6 separate regions of the Homo sapiens genome follow, and all the other regions are linked to region 6. The links are chromatin contacts, found by Hi-C or POLR2A ChIA-PET in ENCODE. All regions are on one chromosome and are shown on one strand. Each heading gives the region's core, a stretch centred on a gene start or an enhancer-like site at or near the end of the contact. The rest is flanking DNA. Distances are from core to core; before and after follow the strand shown. Region 1 holds the start of CNPPD1 (cyclin Pas1/PHO80 domain containing 1). Region 2 holds the start of GMPPA (GDP-mannose pyrophosphorylase A). Region 3 holds the start of PNKD (PNKD metallo-beta-lactamase domain containing). Region 4 holds the start of DNPEP-AS1 (DNPEP antisense RNA 1). Region 5 holds the start of FBXO36 (F-box protein 36). Region 6 holds the start of CUL3 (cullin 3).

The links. Hi-C counts contacts between places; a loop is a spot of excess contacts on that map. ChIA-PET counts read pairs that join two places held with the same protein, here RNA polymerase II (POLR2A). Pooled maps may share reads with other maps.
Region 1: a pooled map shows a loop between it and region 6 (18-fold over the local background). The contact joins the promoter of CNPPD1 here to the promoter of CUL3 in region 6. A Hi-C loop is called at or near these places in 7 of 50 pooled maps.
Region 2: a loop to region 6 is called in a map of CD8-positive, alpha-beta T cell, with 28 times the contacts of the local background. The contact joins the promoter of GMPPA here to the promoter of CUL3 in region 6. A Hi-C loop is called at or near these places in 1 of 168 maps with a recorded cell type or tissue (CD8-positive, alpha-beta T cell) and 7 of 50 pooled maps. POLR2A ChIA-PET finds 5 or more read pairs at or near these places in 1 of 52 experiments (T-cell).
Region 3: a loop to region 6 is called in a pooled map, with 17 times the contacts of the local background. The contact joins the promoter of PNKD here to the promoter of CUL3 in region 6. A Hi-C loop is called at or near these places in 3 of 50 pooled maps.
Region 4: a map of dorsolateral prefrontal cortex shows a loop between it and region 6 (32-fold over the local background). The contact joins the promoter of DNPEP-AS1 here to the promoter of CUL3 in region 6. A Hi-C loop is called at or near these places in 2 of 168 maps with a recorded cell type or tissue (dorsolateral prefrontal cortex and naive thymus-derived CD4-positive, alpha-beta T cell), 1 of 37 single-sample maps with no recorded cell type and 11 of 50 pooled maps.
Region 5: a loop to region 6 is called in a map of ascending aorta, with 8 times the contacts of the local background. The contact joins the promoter of FBXO36 here to the promoter of CUL3 in region 6. A Hi-C loop is called at or near these places in 4 of 168 maps with a recorded cell type or tissue (ascending aorta, gastrocnemius medialis and naive thymus-derived CD4-positive, alpha-beta T cell) and 13 of 50 pooled maps.

What each region holds. Positions count from the first base shown.
Region 1 is chr2:219,175,616-219,178,315 of GRCh38, reverse strand. It overlaps CNPPD1 (cyclin Pas1/PHO80 domain containing 1), which reads left to right and starts at 1,391. Exons shown (of 8, transcript NM_015680.6): 1 at 1,391-1,556; 2 at 1,985-2,093; 3 at 2,644-2,700. The coding sequence starts at 1,488. It overlaps RETREG2 (reticulophagy regulator family member 2), which reads right to left and starts at 41. Exons shown (of 9, transcript NM_024293.6): 1 at 1-41. RefSeq lists silencers at 1-6, 1,127-1,176, 1,247-1,456, 1,577-1,636, 1,475-1,769 and 1 more and an enhancer at 1-346.
Region 2 is chr2:219,497,605-219,500,304 of GRCh38, reverse strand. It overlaps GMPPA (GDP-mannose pyrophosphorylase A), which reads right to left and starts at 1,414. Exons shown (of 13, transcript NM_013335.4): 1 at 1,367-1,414; 2 at 290-349; 3 at 87-184. The coding sequence starts at 329. It overlaps SPEGNB (SPEG neighbor), which reads right to left. Exons shown (of 5, transcript NM_001286811.2): 4 at 2,444-2,585; 5 at 2,018-2,254. The coding sequence ends at 2,116. All of the region lies in intron 1 of ASIC4-AS1 (ASIC4 antisense RNA 1), which reads left to right. RefSeq lists enhancers at 1,345-1,534, 1,539-2,356, 2,357-2,700 and a silencer at 2,365-2,444.
Region 3 is chr2:218,269,151-218,271,850 of GRCh38, reverse strand. It overlaps PNKD (PNKD metallo-beta-lactamase domain containing), which reads right to left and starts at 1,332. Exons shown (of 10, transcript NM_015488.5): 1 at 1,249-1,332; 2 at 302-470. The coding sequence starts at 1,315. It overlaps AAMP (angio associated migratory cell protein), which reads left to right and starts at 1,714. Exons shown (of 11, transcript NM_001087.5): 1 at 1,714-1,885; 2 at 2,317-2,469. The coding sequence starts at 1,765. RefSeq lists enhancers at 1,038-1,087, 1,118-1,497, 1,648-1,967, 2,536-2,700.
Region 4 is chr2:219,387,254-219,389,953 of GRCh38, reverse strand. DNPEP-AS1 (DNPEP antisense RNA 1) reads right to left here and starts at 1,384. Exons shown (of 4, transcript NR_183823.1): 1 at 1,158-1,384; 2 at 906-1,067. It overlaps DNPEP (aspartyl aminopeptidase), which reads left to right and starts at 2,042. Exons shown (of 15, transcript NM_012100.4): 1 at 2,042-2,195. The coding sequence starts at 2,160. RefSeq lists silencers at 1,241-1,390, 1,471-1,990, 2,011-2,250 and an enhancer at 2,515-2,700.
Region 5 is chr2:229,921,066-229,923,765 of GRCh38, reverse strand. FBXO36 (F-box protein 36) reads right to left here and starts at 1,263. Exons shown (of 4, transcript NM_174899.5): 1 at 1,157-1,263. The coding sequence starts at 1,252. It overlaps TRIP12 (thyroid hormone receptor interactor 12), which reads left to right and starts at 1,757. Exons shown (of 42, transcript NM_001348323.3): 1 at 1,757-1,886. RefSeq lists enhancers at 985-1,044, 1,701-2,201, 2,202-2,700 and a silencer at 1,875-2,264.
Region 6 is chr2:224,584,111-224,586,810 of GRCh38, reverse strand. CUL3 (cullin 3) reads left to right here and starts at 1,448. Exons shown (of 16, transcript NM_003590.5): 1 at 1,448-1,867. The coding sequence starts at 1,802. RefSeq lists silencers at 975-1,394, 1,725-1,984.

The DNA.
Region 1 (2,700 bases), core at 142-2,641, 5.4 Mb after region 6:
CAGGGCTGCGCGGCCGCCGCCGGGGGCGCGTCAGGCGGAAGGGGGCGCCGCGGAGGACAGCAGAGGTTGCGGACGAGCGTCACGTGACTGCGGAGCGCTGAGCCCGTCACGTGACGCGGCCTAACCCCCCCCCCCCCGGATAGGGCGGGCCGCGCATGCGCCCCGGCGGCTGCCGCTGACACTGCGCCTACACAGGTTCGTTTTCTGGTTGACGAAGTACCCCGGGTTCCGAGTCCGGGTCTAGGTCCAGGCAGTCGAGCCCGTTTTCTTATCCCACAGTAGGCAGGGCGGCTAGGGAGTGTGGTGCTGCCCCGGTATCCCCGTGTGGGGCAGGAAGTGGGCTTCCAGATTCCCAGTATCCCCGGTAGGGTCTGCTTCTGCTCGCTCGGGAAGGGCGGTGGCCGTCCCATTACTCAACCAACCCTCAACGCACTGGTCCTCCCAGTTCCCTCCCCTCAGTGGGTAAACAAACACACACCAGCGCTTGACTCGACAGACTCGAAAACAACATCTACTCAGAAAAGTTGTTTCTTTCCTATCTCCTTAAACTTTCCCACTTCCACATATCGGAGCTTCTTCCCACCTCGGCCTACTCAAGCATGAGATCGGAGGCGGGAGGTGGGTTTCAACACAAAACCTTGGGTAGATGCAGTTTACTTTTGGGTGGACGTGTTGACACGTTTTGAGGCCTTACATTCGCTTAAGATCACAGAATTTCCTCAGTAGCCTTAGGTTTAAAAGTTCAAATTACAGTAAAAAAAAAAAACACCCTGAGTTTCTCTTCCTTTTCATAGTTCACCCACTGCTAAATTTCCTGTGTGTCCTTTCAGACGCTTTTCATATGCATTGCTGAGTATGTATAATATCTCTCCTAAAAAGCAACTGGGAACAACTTCCTGTTGTGCGTTTCGTCTTATTCACATTAACTTCTCCATTGCTACGCCTGGCTTGTTCATCCTCAGTGCGGCGTGGTCCCCCCTACGAATTGTCCCCATTTCTCAGAGGCGCCTGGGGCTTGGCCACGTTCCGTGAGACCAGGAGTTCGAGTCCGGTTCCTGCCCGCGGGTCGGGGCGGGAGGCTGGGCCAGATGGGCGGCAGGAAGTGCCAGGCGCTGACTTGCAGGCGGCACCCCCGCGGCTTGTAAACGCCGGGCGGACGCGGCACAGGCGGAGTACGCGCCTCGCAGCCGCATCTCCTTTCTGCTCCGCGAGGTGAGCGTCGCACGGACGCTTGACACCTCCCTTCCCGGGCCTAGGGCCCCCGCGCGCCGCGCCAAGCCCGGGGCGGAACAGGAAGAGGCGCCCAGTTCAGCCCGGGCCCCGCCTTCCGCCGCCGGGGGGAGGGAGCTGCGAGGGCGAGGGCGAGGACGGCGGCCCGCCCCGGGGAGGCAGGCTGGCAGGTGGACAGGCGGGCAAGGACAGCTCCGCGAGCCCCCTACAACTCGTTTCCTTCCGTTCACCTTCGCAGGGCGGCGACTGGCGGCGCGATGGACCTGACCGGGCTCCTGCTGGACGAAGAAGGCACCTTCTCCCTCGCCGGCTTCCAGGACTTCACGGTGAGTGGGGGTCCCGCCCCCTCCCCGGCCTCCCGGCGCGCCCCTCCCGGCCTGAGCGGCGCTGCGAGCTCGCCTGACTGCTGTGCCGGGACTGGGCGGCAGCTGCTCGAGCAGTGCTTCCTTGAGGCCGCGGCTGCTTGGGCCGGGAGGGAGAGCCGCGGAGTATAGGAATGGGCGTAGGGGTGGCCACACGAGGGCCCTTCTCGGAGAACTTCTCCCGGGGAACCCTCGATGGGGGTGGGGGCATTCCTCCCTCTATGGACCAGGCTGCCATTGGCAAGCGATTTACAGAACGCGGGTCTGGGTAAGGCACGGGCCCCCTAGCAGCGAGGCCGGCCTGTCCCCTGCCCCGCCTTCCAGCCCAGAGCCAGGATCTGCATCATACCTTTCCGTGCCCTTCACCCTCCGCTGCCCCTGCCCTGTTTCAGTTCCTCCCAGGACACCAGAAGCTGAGTGCCCGGATCCGAAGGAGGCTCTACTATGGCTGGGACTGGGAAGCCGACTGTAGCCTGGAGGAGCTCTCCAGCCCGGTGGCAGGTTAGGCAGTGTTGTGTGACTGGACAAGTGAGAAGCATGAAAATGGGATTGTCATCAGGCAGAAAATGGCTCGAGGTTTGCCCCGTGGCTACACTGTCTCTTCATTGCTAGCTCGTTGGTACTTGGTTCAAGAGGGCAGTTTGCATTTCCCATTCTTTTAGCCCAAATGAATAAAAAACATTGCTGCCACATATATCTATACAAATCACTCTTGATTTATATATTGAAAAGCTAATTTTCGAAGGATATCCATCATATGTTCCCCAAGTAAACAAGGCATGTTTATGCCACAGATGAACAGCAGTGACAGATAAATCTGGATAGTTTGATGTGACAGGGCAATAAGCTTTCCTGTTAGAATGAGCTGAAATTCGAACTTGGAATGGGCTTTTTGTCTCAGTGTGTGAGAATTTGATCTCTATTTTGTTACTATGGTCCTGTCCCCAAGGCCTCAGAAAATACAGATCTGGGTCTTCTGCTAGCAGTGGGGACTGGTGTGTTGGGTGTGGGTGCTTGTTTGCTCACTCGGCCTTCCTTCTGTCCCTTGCAGACATTGCTGTCGAACTGCTCCAGAAGGCAGCCCCCAGCCCTATTCGCCGACTCCAGA
Region 2 (2,700 bases), core at 165-2,664, 5.1 Mb after region 6:
GTGGGAAGAGTTCATGGTTGGGAAAGGGGGAAACAGCATGAAGATAAGCAGGAAGTGAGGTGAGAGAGGGGAGCCCCTGAGGTTACCTGGGCACAGGCTTCAATATGGTGTTGGATCATAGGGACCCCTGCCACAGGAAACAATGGTTTGGGCACCTCAAAAGACAAAGGTCTGAAGCGAGTTCCTGGGAGAGGAGAGAGGAGAACATTTCGGCCTCCTGCCTTCCTCTGCCCCCATCCCGCCTACCACTCCAGCCCAACCTCCTCCCCCCATTCCCCTGGCACCTCACCCTTTTGAGGGCCTCCAATCAGGATCACCGCTTTGAGCATAATGGTGACTGCTACCTAAACTTCAAATTCCAACAGAGAAATCAAGCTCAGATCTCCTACCCCAACCAAGCCCCAAAACCCAAATAGCAACACTTAGCCCTCTCCCAAGATGTAAACCCAAAGCTCAATATAGTCTCTGCCTGGACCCAACACCTCACAAATCCCACACATCTCAAATCCCAGCAGAGAAATCAAGCTCAGATCTCACACCCCAACCAAACCCCAAACCCCAAATAGCAGCACTTAGCCCTCCCCCAAGATGTAAACCCAAAGCTCAATATAGTCCCTGCCTGGACAGAACCTCACAAATCCCACACATCTCAAATCCCAACCCAGATTCCAGTCGGCCTTCAAACCTCACAGTGATTCCTCCCAAATTCTGAAATTCACACCCCACAATTTGATCTCTAAAAGACTTCCCTCTGGCCATGAACAAATTCTGCAAATTCAGAAACCTGGCAGAGACTCCCTTCTCAGACCCAAACCTCAAAATACTGAAGCCTCAAATTCCCAAAGTGTTGCGTCTTCATTCTAGATATTAAGCCCTGAACCCCAATAGTGAACCCTGAATATTGGACAGCAAACCCTGAGTGAGCCTCAGATATTTAACTTAAATCCTGAACGTAATCCCCAAGTACTGAACTAACACTGATCTGAATTTGAAGAACCCCTAATCCCAGCAAAAATCCTCTATATGCTAAACATGAATCCTAAAACTAACCTCTGTATGTTGAACCCCAAATCAAAAGACAGGTTCCCTTGGCATCTCAAACACTGAACCTATTGACCCCCCTCCAGTCCTAATACGGACGACTGGGTCTAAATCTCTGGATTCGGAGGATTGATTGATTGCTGACCCTCTGAACCCCACAACTGACTCTGTCCAATAAACCCTGGCCTCTCATTGCCAGGGATTGTGGGACCAACACAGGGGCGGGCGCACCGAGGGCCAGCCAGGACCTCGGAGCCCGCTCTCCGTCTAGAGGGTGTCCCCTGCCCCTTACCCCTGCCGCCACCCCTCCACCAGCTCCCTTTACCACTAGCTCCCTTCACTCCAGCTCTGCCGCCCGCTACTGCAAGCTCCTTCCGCGCACGTGTCTTCTCGCAAGTCGCGAGAACTCATTCGCAGGGTCTGCCGGGAATTGTAGTCTGACCCTTTACCCGCTTTCTAACTTTATGGGAGAGGAAAGAGGTGCTGAAGTCCAGGGGTGTGACCAAGGGATCGCGGGGCGGGGTTAAATGCGAAGAAGGGTGGGGCCTGAGAAGCCCAGCCTGGAACTTAAGACTGGGACCCGAGCTGTTGGGGAATCGGCCTCGGGGCAGCAGCCGAAGTGAGGAACTGGGTCCCACAGGAAAACGGGACTAAGGACAGCAGGGGTGTGTGGCCAGCCCTGGAAGGGGCGGGGCCAGGGGCAAACAGCCACAAGGGGCTGGGGCTGGAGGCGCTCAAAAGCGGAGAAGGCGGAGTCCCAGGCCCAGCCGGCGGTACCGCTGGGAAGTGAGGGCGCCTTGGACGGCGAGGGCAACTCTTATCAGTTTGACTGTCTGAAATGCAGCACGGCGCTAGGCGCTCTCCAGACCTCCCTGTGACTCCAACAGGCTGTGACCTTGGCGTGGGGGTCTGGAATACGTGTGGGCGCTGGTGCGGGGGAGAGGGAATGGCGACGCGGAAGAGCAGGACAGACGCGGAGGGTCAGAGAGCAGCTTTATTAAGCAAGCTGGTGGAGGGCTGTGGGTCCCACCACCCCCGGGCTCGGCGCCAGGGCGGAAGGTCCGGGGGTGCCGTTCAGGCCACGTCGACGCGAGCGAAGCTCTGGTCCATGCCCAGGCTGTTCTCCACGTACACCTCGTACTTGCCGCTGTCCTGAGGCGTGGCCCGGCGAATGGTCAGCGTCGTGGTGGTGCTGCCGATCTCGAAGAACACCCTGCGGAAGGGCGGCGGGGAGGAGGGCGGAGCCGTGGTCAGTACACGGGCGCACTGGGCGGGGCTCCTTAGCCAGCTCTGTTCCTCGCTGCCCAGTCCCCGCCCCCGTCACTCCAGCCAGATTTCTGGGCTCAGTCCCACCCAGGTTCCAGCCCCAGGCCCTGGCCGTGCCGCAGGTCCCGGCCCTCGCCTGTCATCCTCCTCGATGTCCTCCCCGTCCTTGGTCCAGCCTACGTCGGGCGCAGGCTCTCCCAGGATCTCCGCAGTCAGCGTCACGGTGGTGCCTTTGCGCGCCTTAGTGTTGTCGGGTCCCTTTTGAATCTTCGTCGGGACTAGCGGAAGGAAAGGGGAGCGAAACCCCGTGAAGGACCCGGAGATGAGGCAGGGCATCACCTCACCGGCTAATACCCGGCACTAAATACAGATGCATTTAAACTCGCAGTGTGA
Region 3 (2,700 bases), core at 83-2,582, 6.3 Mb after region 6:
AACGAACTACTTACTTAAACTTGGGTCTCACTCCAAGCTCCCAAAAGGGAGGATGAGGCCAGGGACCCAAGTCTGAATCAGATCAACTCAGCTTACTCCACAGTAAACCCACTGTCTTCTCAATTCCACATACTTTCCCACCTCCACTGCCCCACCCCTCTGAGATTCCAATCGAACCCAACAATTCTGTTCCCACAACTTTGGATTCAGCTCGCCACCTGAAACTTGGAGAAGTTTCTAAGTCCTGCCCTCCCCTACAAGCCACGCCCCGTTGGTGGGCAAAGGGGTGGTTAAAACTCACCAGGCCAGTCCCACAGCTTTCATGGGGTTCTTGCCCCTCTTTCTGGGAATGTATTCCAGCTCCGGGGATAGGGGTTCAGGTTCCTCCTTGCCCTCTGGGGAGCTGTGGCTTTGCAGGGCCCGGGTCCTGTTATGAGAAGCCTTGTTAGCTGTGGCTCCTGCGAGAATCCCTGTGGATGGAGGTAAGGAAGGTCAGTAAGAAGAGATGAGAAGAAAGCAAGCGGGGAGGTGGGGGGCAGTAAGGGCTTGGGAGGAGCGGCTGAGATCTGGGGAAGGGGAGTGACTGCAGTCTGAAGTAAGAAGTGCCAAGGAGAATCCAAAGGGAAATGGGAAAATCGCCACCGAGGTGGCACCTTTGGAAGCCACTTCCACGTCACTGCGGGCTCATCACCCTGGTGCCAGGACGAAAAGCTTCGCTGTTCTTCCTCAGACGACAGCATGGGAAGGACTGCAGTGGGACTCACATAAGACGTATGAAGGAAATCCGGGAAAAGGTTTTGAAACTGCAAATGTTAGCACTGGAAGGGACCTTAAAGATAGTCTACTCCATCCCTTGCACTGTACGGAAGAGGAAACTGAAGCCCTGAGAGAAAAACTGCTTTGCCCAAGGTCAAACTGCTAATTATCCGGGGCTGGAACTCAAACCTCCAGAAGCCCGGGGCTCTTTCCTCTGCACTGCGGTGAGTGTGAAACACCTGGAGCGCGGGAGTCCAACAGGCTTCCTAGGAGCTCCCTCTTGCAGCAAGACCCCGGAGGTGTCGAGCAACCCGAAGGCGGGGGGATGCACTGGGTGACCTCTAAAGAGCATCTCTGCACCCCCAGACTCTAAGATCTTGCAGAAAAGTGTGGGGAGGAACCAAGAGCCCTGACCTCCTGCTATCGTCGGGCTGGACGTGAAAGAAAAGGGATCTTCTGCAGTCCTGCCCTCCCCGGGGTCCCTCTCCTTACCCCGGAGGACGCGGGCATTTCTCGCCCCCCGGCCCTTCAGCGCCGTAGCAGCTACCACCGCCGCCATGTTCAGATCCCACCCCCGCTTCACCGCGCTCCCCGCCGGGAATTGTAGTTTGCGTAAGGGGCCTCCCCCGCTCCTTCCGTCCTGCCTACAGACCAGAAACTACATCTCCCAGAAGCCCGCAGAGCGGACCCAGGAGAACTACTCTTCCCAGGAGACCCCGGAGGCGCGCGCGCTCGCTTGTTTCCCTCCAGTTGGGGGCGGAGTCAGGTGGGGCGGAGTTTGGGTTCTCTCCGCCACGCCCCGGCCCCATCTTCCAATGCCGCTCTGTGATTGGTGAGGCGGCCAGCCAACCTTCGTAGCTATTGGCCGAACGGCCGTCGCTCTTCCTGCTGGGGAGTCGCCTACGCCTACTTCCTGCCGGGAGGAGGGGCTCGAGTTCCGCGTCGTCGCGCAGAGCTGACTCTGGGAGGCGTTTGGGCCCAGAGAAGTGGATCCGCCGCTTGCGCCGCATGGAGTCCGAATCGGAAAGCGGGGCTGCTGCTGACACCCCCCCACTGGAGACCCTAAGCTTCCATGGTGATGAAGAGATTATCGAGGTGGTAGAACTTGATCCCGGTCCGCCGGACCCAGGTGAGAACTGCCGCTCCTCAGGCCATGGGACAGGAGACGCTCACCCCTGGCCTCTGACTCCTGCTTTTCCCCGCTCCCCTCCACACCCGACTGGTCATTCCTACCGATATCCCTCTTCCCCTCCTCCCCCACTCCCACCCTCACACTTAGTTCTCAGGCCTGGCTGGGGTGGGGGTTCCCTGACGCCTCCTCTGGCCCTTCCCCTCACACACCCCCTTCCCATCATCCCCTTGGCCCTCCCTTACCGCACGGTCTCTGGCCAGCCGTGGCCTCCCGTCCTGTGTCCCGCGCGCCCCCGCGGACCCCGGTGTGTCTGACTCCACCTTCCCTTCTCGCCACATGACCCGCCCCAGCCTCAGGCCTCCTCATGCTTCTCTCCGTACCTCTTACCGCCTCCCGAGCCCCATCTTCTAACCCTCTCCCCAAAGCAGATGACCTGGCCCAGGAGATGGAAGATGTGGACTTTGAGGAAGAAGAGGAGGAAGAGGGCAACGAAGAGGGCTGGGTTCTAGAACCCCAGGAAGGGGTGGTCGGCAGCATGGAGGGCCCCGACGATAGCGAGGTCACCTTTGCATTGCACTCAGGTAGGTCTTTGAGGCGATCCACCTCAAATCAGTTTAGGTGGGCGTGTAAGCATTAAACATCAGCCATGGACAGAACGTTATGGGGGACACAGAGATGGGCAAGATGCTGGCCTTGCGCTGGAGGAGCCCACAGGTGGGAAAGTGTGGCAGAATGGATGATTGCTTGGCTTCTGGCATCAGTCGAGACACCCTCTACTTTGCCAGTTAACCTTGATTAACCTCTTAGTTTTC
Region 4 (2,700 bases), core at 135-2,634, 5.2 Mb after region 6:
TTCGGCCCTTTCACTGTCCTCCTTGAATGTGTCCCCTCCCCAGGAGGTAGAGGACAAGAATGCTCTCTCCATGTCCTGCTCAGCATTGAGCTTTATACATAATTTTATTTATTTATTTATTGAGACAGAATCTCACTCTGTCGCCCAGGCTGGAGTGCAGTGGCACGATCTCAGCTCACTGCAACCTCCACCTCCCGGGTTCAAGCGATTCTCTTGCCTCAGCCTCCCAAGTAGCTGCTGGGATTACAGGCACGTGCCACTACACCCGGCTAATTTTTGTATTTTTTGTAGAGACGGGGTTTCACCATGTTGGTCAGACTGGTCACGAACTCCTGACCTCAAGTGATCTACCCGCCTCGGCCTCCCAAAGTGCTGGGATTACAGGCGTGAGCCACTGCGCCAGGCCCATAATGGTATTTCAACAAACGGTTAGGGAATGCCATGAATTTAAGCCAGCACCTAGTGGGTGAATTCTTGAAAACTCCCCTGCCATATCTACTAGTTTGAAGTGAGGGCTGCAGGACCTTTCCAGCCTCTCCCCATCCCACCCTGTCACTCCCCACCCCAGGTATATAAACGGCAGGTTGCTCCATAAACCTGTGATCTCTGGAATTTTGTTTGAACCCCTGGTAGCTGGGCCCTGTTTTGGATCTAGAGGCCACCAAGAGTCCTGATCAGTTCCTGCAGCTAGGAAGGTGCATGGGGTTTAAACGTGCTACTCACTACTCCTGACATGGGAATACTGGAACTGCCAATAATGTGGAATTTGTTTTTCTGTTGTTTTTAACAAATGGAAAGGGCACAGATATCAGAGTCAAATCCCAGATCCACCCAAACAGCTATGTGATCTTGGGCAAGTCAACTTCTGTGTCCCTTGTGGACCTCCCGTGTAACATAACACTTACCAAAGCGCATAGAAAAAGGTCCAGAAAAGATCTGAGAGAAGGCTGTAGGGTTGTTCCAGGCCTCTGCAATCAAACTGATGGAGTTCAAACCCCACCTGTGCCGTTTATTACCTCGACGGATCACTAGTCTCCGTATCTCAGCTTTCTCTGTTCATGCATAAACTGGGGACAGTAAGAGTACATAGTTGATGGGGCAGTTGTGAAGATTAAACGAGGTAACAGGCCAATCTTTATCATAAAGCTAAAGCTCACCGTGAGCGCCCCATGGACATTAGCCTTATTGCTTTTATTGTCACAAAGGTGGCTGTGGCGAGAGACAGCACTTTGTACCGTACCCGTCGGACCCGGTGAGCTGGAGGGGCGAGCTTTTTATTGGCCTCGAGGCCCGGGGCACGGGGAGGCGGGCCGTCCGCGGCTGTCCTAGCACCTCCGCGGCAGCAGAGGGCCCTGGCGGCGGCTGCGGGTCGCGCGGCGTGGGTGACGGGGGTGCAGGGCGGGGCCTAACGAGCAGCCCCCGCAGGGGCGGAGACGAGGGCGGGCCGGAGGCGGAGGCGCGGCCTGGAGAGGGATGGGGCGGAAGCGGGGCGGGCGGTGCAGCCTAGCGAGGGGCGGGGCGGACGAGGAAGCGTGACGAGCGGCGGGGCGGGTGGAGCAGCCTGGCGAGGAGCGGGGCGGGGTGGGCGGCACGGCCTGACAAGGGGCGGGGAGCGCAAGGAGGCCTGACGAAGGGCGGGGCGGAGCAAGGGCGGGGGCAGGGCGAGTAGTGGGGTACAGCGAGGGCCGGAGCGGATGGGGGAAACCTGGTGAGGGGCGGGACAAAGCGGGGAGGGCGGTGCAGCCTGGCGAGAGGCGGGGCGGACGAGGAAGCTTGACGAGGGGCGGGGCGGGCGGTGCAGCCCTGCGAGGGGCAGGGCGGGCGGTGCTTCCTGGCGAGGGGCGGGGCGGGGCGGGCGGTGCGGCCAAGCTAGGGGCGGGGCAAGGGCGGGGCAAGGCGGGTGGTGGTGCCCAGCGAGGGGCGGAGCGGACAGGGTAAGCCCGCCGAGGGGCGGGGCTGACCGAGGTGGGCGGGGCGGATGCCGAGGGGCGGGGAGAGGTGGGCGGGGAGGCCAAACATGGGGCGGGGCGGCGCGGCCGGGGAAGCGTGATGAAGGCCTACGAGTGCGGCGCGGCCTGAAGGGGCACGCGGGGGACCTGCAAAGCTAGTGAGGGGCGGGGCAGGCGGCGCGGTGGGGGCGGGCCGAGCCCGGAGGCCAGATGAGCGGACACAGCCCCACGCGCGGGGCCATGCAGGTAAGTGGCTCCCGACGGCCCCACTTGAATTTCGATCCCAGACCGGGTCCGGCGCCCTCCGGGGCCCAAGCTTAGCGCGGTGCTGCAGTGGGGCCGCCTGACCCAAAGCGAAACCGAAAGCCCCGCGGAGGGTGACCTGACGACTTTCCCGGGACTGGAAGGGGGAGTCCTGCGAGAGACTAGGTGGGTGCGAGAGAGGAGTCAGGGTGCTCCTTGGGGTACAGGGCTTTGGCTCCGGGCTGGGTACGCGCACGTGATGCAGGCCGCCTCAGAGTATGGGGCCCGCTTGGGATCCCGGAGTTTGGGAGCAGAACAGGATTTCCTAGCTGGGCAGGGACATGGGGGCGGGACTTAGGGAGTCGGGCTAAAGTTCGGATTAAGGGGCGGGCCTGGCTCATGATCCTGGGCCGGCGGGCTGAAGCTTTCAACGGAGTTTCAGCCCTGGGTTTGGGTCTCTCGGTGGGGACGGGCGGAAGCAGAGGTCTGTGCCTTAGAGTGGTCACTT
Region 5 (2,700 bases), core at 14-2,513, 5.3 Mb before region 6:
TTAATTAAAAATTTGAGTCTGACCCTGGGCCCACTGCCTATGAATTAGCCCTGCTCCGCAAGGAGCAGTACTGTTTTAAAAAAAATTTTTTTTGGACAGGCTGATTTTACATTTGTAATATTTCTAAATCTTAAATTAAAAAATATATATTAACATTTATATTTTAAAAGATGCTTTCAAAAATATAAAAAAATTAACTCATTACCTATTTTGTTTAAGGGCTCCTGGAAAAACTGAGGGAATGATCAATATGCACACCAAAACAAATATATACAAACTTCTAAATTTCATTTTATAGGAATAGTATCTATTGAAAGGGCAGGGTGCATGAATAACTCAGTGACAGGCGTAAACTCAGCCAGGATTAGAAACGTCTTCCCAATGGAGGCCCCGCTCAAGTTGAGAATTTCATGGACACAGTAAATCATCCAAAAGCCCACCTTCAATAACCAAAGTAGGCATAAAAATAGGCCGATGGTTACTTTGGAGATAATATAATCCTCGGTCTTATTGTTGTGGAGCAGATGTCATTATGGGTGGGGCTGAAGCGCAGAGCAGCTGAAACATTTTTATACCACCACCCGCACACTTTCAATGGGATAGAAGGGACTCCAAAAGGTAAGAGCTCCCAATCGTCAGTTGCTACTAGAAATAACTAAGTTTTGATGTGGCCGTGGCACGCGTAAAGGCCACAAAGAGATTTATAAAATTCTCCATGATTAATTCCTATCCTGGAAAAGAGGCAATCTCCTTTTCCCCTCCCTAGCCGGCTCCTCCTTGGGACACTTGGCTGAGTCGTTCTTTCCCTCCTTCTCACGCTGAGGTGAGGCCGCACGCAAGCCGGAGACGCCCGTTTTCCTCTTCGCGCGGAGGAAACTCTACGGGTAAGAAGCCGGGGTGGCGGGAAAGGAGCACGCGGCACCGCGGGGAGGCAGAGAAGGCTTGCCAGGGACTAGCCGGGCTCGGGGAGAGCAGGGACACGCGGGCCGTCGGACCGAGGAGGCCGAGGTGACGAGGAAAATCTCCCGGCGCGGAGCCGGGACTGGGCGCTTCCGGCGGGCTACGGTTGCTCTTGGCCTAGCACAGCCTGCGTCCCGGGCCCCAACCGGGCCAGGTAGGGAGTTAGGAGAGAGGGTAAACCGCGGCTCGCACTTGCCTGAGACCGGGTGACCAGTAACTGGTAATAGTCTTTGCTAGGCGGCGGGCCTTGTCCTACAGTTTCAAAGAGAGTCTCCGGCAGCCACGACGCCATCTTGGGACGCCACCGCCGTCGCTAAGACAACCAGGAAGGGGCGGGGCTTGGTTGGGGTCAAGGGGCCAAAACCCTAGTTTAAATTGAACCACGCTTATGAGCTGGCAGAAGGATTTCTAACTTGGGGCGATCGTCCCCTCTTCCAAGGGTCTTAGGGAACCCTGATCCGTGAAATTTCCAGCTCCAGGTCCCGGGTGACCCGAGGGGGAATTAGTTCCTGCTACCACGGAGGGGAGGGGGTGACCCCGGCGGAGGGATACCAAGTAGATCTCCACAGTCCCCTTCCTGGTCCCTCGAAGGGATCGGGCGGAGATCGGAGGCTGCTGAGAGAGTCGAGCCGGGAGGCGTGGGAGGGAGGGGCGATGTGATGGGCCGCCAGTAGGCAGCGGTGCCGGTCCCGCGGACGAGCCCGTAACCGGAGCCCGAGGACAAAGTAGTTCCCCGAGGGTGTCAGAGCAGGCGGGGAGGGAGGCGGCACGGGCGGAGGCGCACGCCGGGCGCGGTGCTGCGGCTCAGCTGATAATTGAAGGAACCCGGAGCCGCCGCCGCCGCGCCGCTGGGGGGGGTGGGGGGAGCTAGTGGAAGTTACTGCCGCGCCACCGAGTCCGGACCGGAGACTTTGGGGCCTAACTAGGTAATTGGGGCGCAGCTCTGGGCGGCGGGGGCAAGCCTTGGGGGAGGGGGCCAGCTGAGGGGTTGGGGGGGCGGGGGGAGGAGCTGGAACAGAAAGTCCCAGGAAGCCCGGTTGTGTCATCGCCGCGATTCGGCCCCCGCTTGGCCTGCTCCCGGCGCCGGCGGCGGCGGGGCCGCGGAAGGACCGGGCCGGGGGTGGACGGGAGAGACGCTCGAGGGCGGCCGCGGCCGGAGGGACCGGGGCCTGGCGGGAGGTAGGGGTCGCTGGGTCCCTCCTCCGGCTTCCCGCAATGAGGAGGGCCCTTCACAGAACCGGGGTAAGGCTTGCGGGTGTTGGGGAGCTCGGCGGGGACCAAGGGGGGCCGGAAGTGGGCTTTGGAGCTTGGAGGGTGTCTGGGAAGAGAGAAAGTGGGGGGCCGGAAGTGCAGGTGGGGGGTGTGAAGACGGCAAGGGTTCCCCGGAAATGGGACGAGGGGCCCGGAAATCGGGAAAGGGGAGGCTCCGGGGCCGTGGACGGCCCGGAAATGGAAACTAGGAAGCAGCTCCAGTGACAACAGTTGTGGGAAGCGAGGGTCAGAGAAGGGAGAGGCCAGAGAGACTTTAGACCGCAGTAAGGGGTTTCCTGCCCAGGGGGACGGCGAGGGACGGTTGAGGGAGGGCGAGCCCGGAGACGGGGTCTGCGCGGGGCAGTTTTTTAAGCCGTGGGAAGTTGAGGCTGAGGGAGGATGATGACGAGGGGGGCATGCAGGGAGGCCTAAAGAAGCCGAGAAACTTGACTGAGAGGAATAGAGTATCCTTTTAAATAGATCAGAATG
Region 6 (2,700 bases), core at 199-2,698:
CAAGAAAATATGGTATTTGCAGTGGGGCGTTTTAAGCAAGAAGGGGCTTTAAGCACAACACTCATAAGCTTAGTCATCAGGATTAAGTTAATTTAGGGCAAATTCAACCTTACAGTCAACAAATAAGTGTATTTCACTTTATATTGTTTGCTATTTAAAAGTATTAAAATTCCAGCTTCTAAATGTAGATATCCATCCCCCAAACATATGCTTCTTTAAAATAGGAAGAACACAAACTTTAATAAGAACTCACGTATTCCCTTGCAGAGTCAGAAACCCAAACATAACAGCAATTGGGCAAGTAGGTAAATGAGGAAGTACAATTCATAACAAATGGACAGCAAAACCGATAAGTCAAATTAGACATTTTGACTATAAAGCGACCAAACGCCTCTCCTCCAAAACCAAAAGCCAAAACCTTTTCAAATATACAGCAACTGAATCAGACGGTAATTTTGGCTTTAAAAATCTACAATACTCTTGGTAATGGTAGAAATGATTTATCCGGTAGGTTAAAGATAGGTTTCTATCATTCCACTTAACATTATTTACCAAATGCTGCATTTCATTAATGGAGCTGTCAGTTTATTCTGATGGTAATGAAAAACAGGTTTTAACATGAATAAGCCCTGGGTCCACCAGAAAATATCAGTGAATCAAGAGGTCCCGAAGCTTATGCAGTTTAAGGGAACTTCGTAGATTAAATTTCCACCTTCCAGTCCTGAGAGCTGTGGTGTGCACACCCAGTCCGAATACCTTGTTGAGCATACAGGACACTAATTTCCGACACTGCAGCTAACTCCTGCACAAACTCTTCAAGTTGCAGGCTTCTACTCAAGTACCCATCCCTAGTCCACATGCCCTAGAAAAACACAGGAACCAGTTCGGGACGTAGTTACACATCTAGCACCCCACGCTCCTCCTCAAGACTATCCTCCTGCTGTCCCAGCCCAGTGGGGCCCAGCCCACTACCATCCCGCTCCCGCTCTCCGAACTTCCCCCCTCCCACTCCCCACCATGTGACCAGGACCCTCCCAACCGCCGCTCCGAGCTCCACCAATCAGCAACCACCTCCACCCAGAACCCGGGACCTGGCGCTCCACTTTCAAAAAGGCAGCTTAATCCTCCCGCCCTCAGCCACGCCCCCTTTCCGCTTCCCCGCCCCGCCGGCCCCTCCCACTTCCTTCAGTTCCCTGTTCCCCTCCTCCCCTCCGGTGGCGCCCACCCTCTCCCGGGCTTCGCCCCGCCCACCAGGGGGGCAGCGCGCTCGCCCTCTTCTCGCGAGATCTGAGCGTCCCCCGCGGCGGCCGCCGGGCTCCCCCTCCCGTCCTCCCACCTCCCTCCCCCGGCATCTCTCACTCTCCGGCTCTCCTCCCTCCCTCCTCCCCCCTCCACCCTCTGGGCCGGATCTCGTCTCGCTCAGGCGGAGGAGGAGAAGGAGGAGGAGGAGGACGACGTTCGGCCTGCGCAGTGAGATGTTTGTCCGTCGCCGCCGCCGCCGCCATCGCGGAGGAGCGCGATAAAGGGAGCCGAGCCGGACGTGAGGGGGACCCCGCGGAGCCGCCGCGCCAGCGCAGCCCCCCAGCCGCATCGGAGTCGCCAGAGTCCGAGCCGCCGCCGCCGCCGCCGCCGCCCCCGCCGCCGCCGCGGCTGCCCAGGGGCCGGCCAGCTCCCCAGCCCTGCCCGGGGGTCGCGCCGCCGCCGCCCCCAGCGTCGCCCCTAGCCTGCCTGCCCGCCTTAAATGTGACACCGGCGTCGCGGAGCGCGACCTGAAGCCGCCGCCGGGGAGGGGACGAGCACCATGTCGAATCTGAGCAAAGGCACGGGCAGCCGGAAGGACACCAAGATGCGGATCCGGGCCTTTCCGGTGAGTCTCTCCTCGGCGTCCGGGACCCCGGGGCCGGGGGCCGGGCCGAGAGCCGCACGCGAGGCCCGGGCTGAAGTCCCCCAACAGGCCGCAGGCCCGGCCTCCCCTCCCCCACGCCCGCCGGCCGCGGGGCGCGAGCCTTCCCGGCAACCGGGCGGCGCGGGGCCCCGGCGCGGCCGCCCTCCCGGGCCGTTCCCCGCGCCGGGAGCCCGGGCCTGGCGCCGCGCCCCCGTCCGGGAGCTGCTCCTTCAGCCGCTCCGCGGGCGTCGGCTGCGGCCGGGGCCCCTCGGCCGCCCCACGCCTCCCCACGTTGCCGGGGTTGTAGGCCCAGTCTCCGGCGCTGCTAGCAGCCGCGGAGTCCTCCCTGTGTGGGGCGTGTGTGGAACTTTTCACGTGGGGTTTCGCTACACTTTGAAAATTTACCCAGCCTAGCTTTTAGGGTGATGAAGGGGCTGCCCTCTCTCTCTGCCCCCCTCCCCAGGAAGGTCTATGCCATCAACCTGCCCCCGACGCAGTGACAGTGGTTCCACGGAATGCTCCGTGGTCATAAACTAGTAACATTGGGTGTATTTATAGCGTCTTTCATCCTACAAGCTTCCTAAGCACTTTACAAACTCTTGTGCAGGATTGCCTCGCCACTCGGAGGAAGGCCGGGTGGGGGGGAAGCAACAGAGAGCAAACCGGCCAATTGGTTCTCCATTTCTCAGCCTTGGGAGCCCAAAGAATGAGTGTAGTCGCCTTGCGGAGTAGCTTTGTTTCATCGCTTTCAGTGACAGCAAACGTGTTCTGCTCAGAAACTTTTTCTTTTTTGGCATTACGTTGAGTCGTACCCT